Linked DNA regions of Homo sapiens: region 2 is linked to region 1. A link is a loop called in an ENCODE intact Hi-C map of the cell type or tissue named here. Cell type or tissue: sigmoid colon. All regions are shown on one strand.

What was found. Hi-C counts contacts between places; a loop is a spot of excess contacts. Peaks named below come from ENCODE experiments on the same cell type or tissue, not always from the same donor. Only the 100,000 strongest peaks of a DNase experiment are listed, where the experiment ranks them.
Region 2: it touches region 1 in a loop (3-fold over the local background); 1 of 110 quality-filtered maps calls a loop at or near these places.

What each region holds. Positions count from the first base shown.
Region 1 is chr5:37,500,545-37,504,544 of GRCh38, forward strand. All of the region lies in intron 8 of WDR70 (WD repeat domain 70), which reads left to right. Among named protein-coding and RNA genes, the nearest start is that of WDR70, 120 kb to the left of the region's middle. In sigmoid colon, no CTCF peak of the experiment used is centred here; no DNase peak of the experiment used is centred here.
Region 2 is chr5:37,596,504-37,600,503 of GRCh38, forward strand. The region is part of intron 9 of WDR70 (WD repeat domain 70); the gene reads left to right. Among named protein-coding and RNA genes, the nearest start is that of WDR70, 220 kb to the left of the region's middle. In sigmoid colon, no CTCF peak of the experiment used is centred here; a DNase peak (open chromatin) is centred at 2,444.

The DNA of each region.
Region 1 (4,000 bases):
ACTAGCAGTGTATAAGTGTTCCCTTTTCACCACATGCACACCAACATTTATTGTTTTTTCACTTTTTAATAATGGCCATTCTGGCTGGACTAAGGTGGCATCTCATTTTGGTTTTAATGTGCATTCCCCCAGTGATTAGTGATGTTGAGCATTTTATCATATATTTGTTGGCTTTTTTTTTTTTTTTTTTTTTTTTTTGAGACAGAGTTTCACCCTTGTTGCCCAGGCTGGAGTGCAATGGCGCGATCTCAGCTCACCGCAGCCTCTGCCTCCCGGGTTCAAGCTATTCTCCTGCCTCAGCCTCCCGAGTAGCTGGGATAGTAGCTGGGATTACAGGTGTGCGCCACCACACCTGGCTAATTTTTTGTACTTTTAGTAGAGACAAGGTTTAACTATGTTGGCCAGGCTGGTCTTGAACTCCTGACCTCAGGTGATCAGCCCGCCTTGGCCTCCCAAAGTGCTGGGATTACAGGCGTGAGCCACCATACCTGGCCTAGGCCATTTTTATATCTTCTTTTGAGAAGTGTCTTCATGTCATTTGTCCACTTTTTGATGGGATTTTTTTTTTCTTGCTGATTTGTTTGAGTTCCTCGTAGATTCTGGATATTAGTGCTTTCTTTGTTGGGCGCATAGTTTGCAAATATTTTTTCCCATTCTGTGGGTTGTCTCTTTACTCTGATGATTATTTCTTTTGTTGTGCAGAAGCTTTTAAGTTTAATTAGTTCCCATTTATTTATTTTTGTTTTATTTGCTTTTGGAGTCTTAGTCATAAATTCTTGGCCAGTTTCCAGAAAAGTTTTTCCTAGGATTTCTTGTAGAATTTTTATGGGTTCAGGTCTCAGATTTACCTCTTTAATACAGGGATGTCCAGTCTTTTGGCTTCCTTGGGCCACATTGGAAAAAAAAGAATTGTCTTGGGACACACATAAAATATATTAACATGGTAGCTGATGAGCTTAAAAAAAATTGCAAAAAGATCTTGTAGTATTTTAAGAAAGTTTACACATTTGTGTTGGGCCACATTCAAAGCCATTCCGGGCCATGGTTTGGACAAGTTTGCTTTAATCCATGTTGAGTTCATTTTTGTAGGCATACAGTTTTATTCTTCTGCTTGTGGCTGTCCAGTTTTCCCAGCACCATTTATTGAATAGGGTGTTCTTTCTCCAATTTATGTTTTGGTGTGCTTTGTCAAAGATCAGTTGGTTGTAAGTATTTGGCTTTATTCCTGGGTTCTCTATTCTGTTCTGTTGGTCTGCATATCTACTTTTATACCAGTACTATGCTGTTTTGGTTGCTGTAGCCTTGTCAATATAATTTGGAGTTAGGTAATGTTATACCTCTTGATTTGTTCTTTTTCTTAGAATTGCTTTGGCTATTCAGGCTCTTTTTTAGTTCCATATGAATTTTAGGATTGATTCTGTGAAAAATGATGTTGGTATTTTGATAGGAATTGCCTTGAATCTGTAGATTGCTTTGGGCAGTATGATCATTTTCATGATATTGGTTCTTGCAATTGATGAGCATGGGACATATTTACATTTGTTTGTGTCATTTGTGATTTCTTTCAGTAGTGTTTTGTAGTTCTCCTTGTAGAGATCTTTTACCTCCTTGGTTAAGTATACTGCTAGGTTTCCTTTTTTTTTATTTTTTGCGGCTATTGTAAAAGGGATTGATTTGAGAATCAGATCTTAATTTGATTTTCCAGTTTGGTTGCCCTTTATTTTTTTTCTCTTGCCTGATTGCTCTAGCTAGGACTCCCAGTATTATGATGAATAGAAGTGTGGTAAAAGTGGGCAACTTGGTCTTGTTCCAATTCTTGGGAGAGGTGGGGATTCTTTTCAACTTTTCCCCATTTAGTATGATGTTGGCTGTGGATTTGTCGTATATGGCTTTTATTATTTTGAAGTATATTCCTTCTGTGCCTAGTTTGTTGCTTGTTTTTATCATAAAGGGATGCTGTGGGGCATTTTATCGGATGTTTTTTATGCATCCATTGAGGTAATCATATGGTTTTTGTTTTAAATTCTGTTTATGTGGTGAATTTGCATTTATTGACTTGCATATTAGGCCACTCTTGCATTGCCGAAAAGAAATACCTGAGACTGGGTAGTTTATAAGAAAAGAAGTTTAACTGGCTTATGGTTCTGCATGCTGTACAGGAAGCATGGCACCAGCATCTGCTTTTGGGGAGGCCTGGGGAAGCTTTTACTCGTGGCAGAAGATGAAGCAGGAGCAGATACTTCACATGGTGGAAGCAGAAGCGAGAGAGAGAGTGAGCGGGGACTTGTTACACACTTTTAAATGACCAGATCTTGTGAGAACTCACTATCACAAAGACAGCACTAATCCATGAAGGATTCACCCCCATGATCCAAACACCTCTCACTAGGCCCCACCATCAGCACTGAGGATTACAATTCAACAGGAGATTTGGCTGGGGACAAATACACAAACTATATCACATATATTGAACCATTCCTTCATCCCTTGGATGAAACCCACTTTATCATGGTCAGTTATCTTTTTGATGGGCTGCTGGATTACGTTTGTTAGTGTTTTGTTGATTTTTGCGTGTGTGTTCATCAGGGATATTGGTCTGTAGTTTTCTTTTTTTGGTTACATTTTTTCCTAAGTTTGGTATCAGGATGATAATACAGGCTTCATAGAATGAGTTAGAGAGGATTCCCTCCTTTTTCTCAATCTTTTCTTATCTTTTTTTTTTTAAACTGTAAGTTCAGGGGTACATGTACAGGATGTGCAGGTTTGTTACATAGGTAAACGTGTGTTATGGGGATTGGTTGTACAAATTATTTCATCACTCAGGTAGTAAGCCTAGTACCCACTAGTTGTATTTACTGCTTTTTTCCCTTCTCCCACCCTCCACCCTCTGATAGGCCCCAGTTTGTGTTCTTCCCCTCTATGTCTCTGTGTGTTCTCATCATTTAGCTCCTGCTTTTAAGTGAGAACAGGCGGTATTTGGTCTTTTGTTTCTGTGTTAGTTTTCTAAGGATAATGGCCTCCAGCTCCATCCACATCCCTGCAAAGGACATAATCTCATTCTTTCTTGTGGCTGCATAATATTCCATGGTGTAGATGTACCACATTCTCTTTCTCAATCTTTTGGAATAGTTTCAGTAGGATTGGCACCACTTCTTCTTAGAAGGTGTGGTAGAATTCTGCTATGAATCCACCTGGTCCTGAGTTTTGTTTTTTTTTTCTTGGTTGGCTATTTTTTAAATTACTGATGCGTTCTCACTGCTTGCTATTGGTTTGTTCAGGATTTCCATTCCTGATGCAAGCTCTGGGGGTTGTATGCTCCTAGGAATTCAACCATTTCCTCTAGATTTTCTAGTTTGTGTGCATAGAGGTGTTCATAGTAATCTCAAATGATCTTTTGTATTTCTTTGGTGTCAGTTGTAATGTCTTCTGGATTCTGTTTTCAGTGTTGTACATGAGAGCTTTTTACCAAACACAGATTTTCTCTAGTTTTTCTTAGAGTTTTACTGTTTTGGATTCTGGATTCAGGGCTGTCATCCATTTTGCATTAACTTTTGTATACAGTATGAATAATAGGTTGAGATTATCTTTTTTTGTCATATGATTGATTAGTTATTTCAGCCTTATTAGTTGGAAAAACTGACCTTTCTTTATTAAATTTCCTTTGCATCTTTGTCAAATATTAAATATCAATAGTTGATGATATTTGAGTGAGTTTATTTTGGGGCTTTCCCTTGTGTTTTATGGGTATGTGTTTATCTTTTTCTGATACAGTACCATTCTGTCTTGATTACTGTAGCTTTTTTTCCCTTTTCAACGCTTTATATCATTTATTAATGCAGTATATATTAGATCTAAAATCTGCAGTTTCTAAGCACACCATGTTTAGCTTTTACAGATCCTTCTGCAGTTTTAGGTTATTTCTACAGAGGTACCTTCAAGTGAATGAATAACATATTCTCTAATTCCTGAAAATATAGTACAGAATGAAATGATTTAAATA
Region 2 (4,000 bases), 96 kb after region 1:
GTTACAGACCCTTTTCACTCCTTCCTTTTTACTCTTTCCTCTGCCAGTAATGTGGATATGATGGCTGTGCACAAACAGCATTTTGTCAGAGCAATAGAATAGAAGGTACCCTGGTCCTTGACTCTGGAACCACCAAACCAGCTCTGGAGTAACTAAATCTAGATTTCTCTTAATGAGAGAGAAGTAGATTTATTGATATTTATCACATATATATGTATATTGCATATATAATTATGTTACATTTATTGGAGTCTAACATACTTAAAGTTTGCCTTTTTACATGTGTAGGTCTGTGTGATTTGACAAATGAATGGTTGTGTCTCTCCAAAAACTTCCCTTGTGATGCCTCTTTATAGAAACCCCTCCATCCCCACCTTTAACCTTTGGCAACTGTTGGCCTATTTTTTATCCCTATAGTTATGACTTGTTCAGAATGTTAATATAACTGGAATTATATCGTGTGTAGTCTTTTGAGTGTGGCTTCTTTAAGCAGAATGTATTTGAGTTGTTTTATATGTCAGTACTCTATTACTTTTTATTGCTGAATAAAATTTCACTCTATGGATGTACTACTTTATTTAGTGCATTAACAGAATGAAGATTTGGGGTTGTTTCCAGTTTGGGGCAATTGTGAACAAAGCTGCTGTAATTATTCATCTACAGCTTTTTATTGTTTTTTAAAAAATAAATTTTCATTTATCTTAAGTAACACTTAGAAATGACATTGCTTGTGATATGGGAAGTATATATTTAACTTTATAAGAAACTGTTTTCCACAGTTGCAGTTCCATTTTGCATTCCCACAATCAATGTATGCACATTCCAATTGCTCCATATCCTCATCAGCACTAGGTATCGTTAGCTTTTTTTTTAAAGCCATTCTTATAGGTTTGTAGTAATAGTGTATTGTGATTTTTAATTTGCATTTCTGAAATGACTAGTTATGTTAAGGATCTTTCCATATACTATTTATCATCTGTTTCTCTAACTTGATGAAATGTCTGTAAAAATCTTTTCCCATTTTAAATATTGATTTATTTTTCTTATTGTTGAATTTTCAGAGCTTTTTAGATATTCTGGATACAAGTTAACACAAGCGTGGGTTTTTAAAAAGAGTCCGGCTTTCTTGGTTTCTCTACCTTGCTGCTGCTTTCACCATGTGATCTCTTTGCACTTGCCTGCTCCTTTTCTCCTTTTCACTATGCAGGCATGAGGTCTTCACCAGGAGCCAAGCAGATGCTGGCACCATGCTTTTTGTACTTCCTAGCCTGCAGAACTATGAGCTAAATAAACCTATTTTCTTTACAAATTACCCAGCCACAGATATTTGTTATAGCAACACAAAATGACTAAGACAGTCTAATTTACCAATATATTTAGGGATTGTATTTAAGAAATCTTTGCCTTACGCAGGGTGGTAGACATTGTCCTTCACAATTTTAAGTTTTACAACTACATCTATGAACTATTTAAATTAGCTTTTATATGTATGTAGTGTGAGGTATGACTCAAAGTTGATTTTTTTTTGCATAGGGATATCCAGTTGTTCCAGCATGATTTGTATCTGAGAATTATACAGCCTTCCCCCTATTGAATGTATTCTGTATCACTTACTTAGCTCTTATGTCTGTTTGCTATGTTTCCCAAAAATAATAAGTACAAAAAGTTGAATACCACATTTGTCTCTTCGTTCTACCCTCAACTTTGCAACAGTAGATATAAATTATGATAGTTTTTTTAAATAACTGAACATCACAAATACCAGATGATACTTTAGAATTATGATATGAAAGACCACACACAGACATAAAGTGTCATTATTTGGCTTATTTAAAGTTCTTCCTTTCTAAAAATGGGATCATAATACCAACAATAAGGGTTTGTGAGGATTAAATGAGATTAGGGATATAAACATATCTAGGATAGTGCTTGGAGAACATAGTAGGCACTCAATAAATACCAGGTCTTTTCTGCTCTTCTTCATAGACCATAAATAAAATATCAAAGCTAGTAAGTCCAACAGATATTTCCATTTATTTCAGTGGTATATTAACAGATTGAGACAGTTTTCACAATAAGGGAAAGGGAAAGAAAGCAGTTCACCTAGAAGTACAAATTTATCCAGCATCTGATAGTGACCAATTACACTATGATTTTATGGCTCCAGTTCTCTGAGTCTATGCCTAAAAAATGGATGCTAAAGTGCTAGGCCATTAGATATCTGTCAAAACATTTTATGCTGAAGAACACATATTTTGAAACTTGGAGTGAGATCTGGTCTTGTAAAATTAAAACTGTGTTTCATAAAAAAGATTTAAAAATAGAATAAGGATCTGCCTGGGCCTTTCTGGACACACAATGAAAACATCCAGAAGACAAGAAAACGACACAGGTGGGATCATTACATTGCCCCAGGCGCAAATGCTTTCTGTCTTAAAATTTTGAATTCTTTCCAGTTACAAGTTCTGAACTTTCTGGCATCTGCCGCATAAATGCATCACAGAGTTTGGCAGAGGTAAAGGGAAGCATTAATTTTGCATGGAAATCACTTTAGAGATCTTGGTTTAATTTTTCTTGAAGGACTACATAAGCAACTTGAGTGATATAAAAGTCTAAAACTTGCAGGCTTGCTTGGCAGAATGAATCTAACAAGGAAGACCTTCTTTTAAAAAATGCCCAAATATTAAGATATTAAAATTCACAGAAATGGGAAAATGTTCTAACTTCTATATAAAACCCAGAGTAATGTTTATAAACACTTTGGACACAATTTTTATACATGTACACAGTAATTGCACTAAGAATACAGTTGCATTTAGGAGAAATTTATTTGGTGCTCATGTTTTCTACTTACAGTTATTTAAGTTACATGGCTCTGGAACATACTCAGAATATTCATTCAATCAAAGGGTTTGGAAAAATAAAAAGGTCTTATGATATCTAGACTTAGGAATGAATGCTGCAATAAATAACCACTTACACCCTTACATTTATGGCCAATTGATTTTCCACAAAGATGCCAAAACAATTCAATGTAAAAAGAGTAGTCCTTTCAACAAATGATGCTGGGATAACTGGTTATCCATATGTAAAAAGGTGAATTTGGGGCCGGGCGTGGTGGCTCACGCCTATAATCTCAGCACTTTTGAAGGCTGAGGTGGGTGGATCACCTGAGGTCAGGAGTTTGAGACCAGCCTGGCCAGCATGGCAAAACCCCATCTCTACTAAAAATACAAAAAATTTGCCAGGCGTGGTGGCGCGTGCCTGTACTCCTAGCTACTCAAGGGGCTGACACAGGAGAATTGCTTGAACCCGGGAGGCAGAGTTTGCAGTGAGCCGAGATCGTCCTGCTGTACTCTAGCCTGGGCCACCGAGCAAGACTCCATCTCAAAAAAGAAAAAAAAAAAAGGTGTATTTGGAGCCTTACTTTACCATATAAAAATTAACTCAAAATAAGTCATAGATTTAAGTGTAAAGAAGGTCCTAAAGAAAACATAGGAGAAAATATTTTTAACCTTGGATTAGGCAGTGAGTTCTTAGATGCAACACCAAAAGCACAAATGATGAAAGAGGGAAAAAAAAGATAAGTTGGACTTCATCAAAATTAAAAGTTTATGCACTTCAAAAGATACCATCAAGAAAGTGAAAAGAAAGATAAGCCGAAGACTTGGGGAAAATATTTGCAAATAATGTATCTGATAAGGTACTGACATCCAGAATATTTAAAGAACATCTAGAATTCGGCTGGGTGCAGTGGCTCACTCCTGTAATCCCAGCACTTTGGGAGGCTGATGCGGGTGGATCATGATGTCAGGAGATCGAGACCATCCTGGCTAACACGGTGAAACCCCATCTCTACTAAATATACAAAAAATTAGCCGGCCGTGGTGGCGGGCGCCTGTAGTCCCAGCTACTCGGGAGGCTAAGGCAGGAGAATGGCATGAACCCGCAAGGCGGAGCTTGCAGTGAGCCGAGATTGCGCCACTGCACTCCAGCCTGG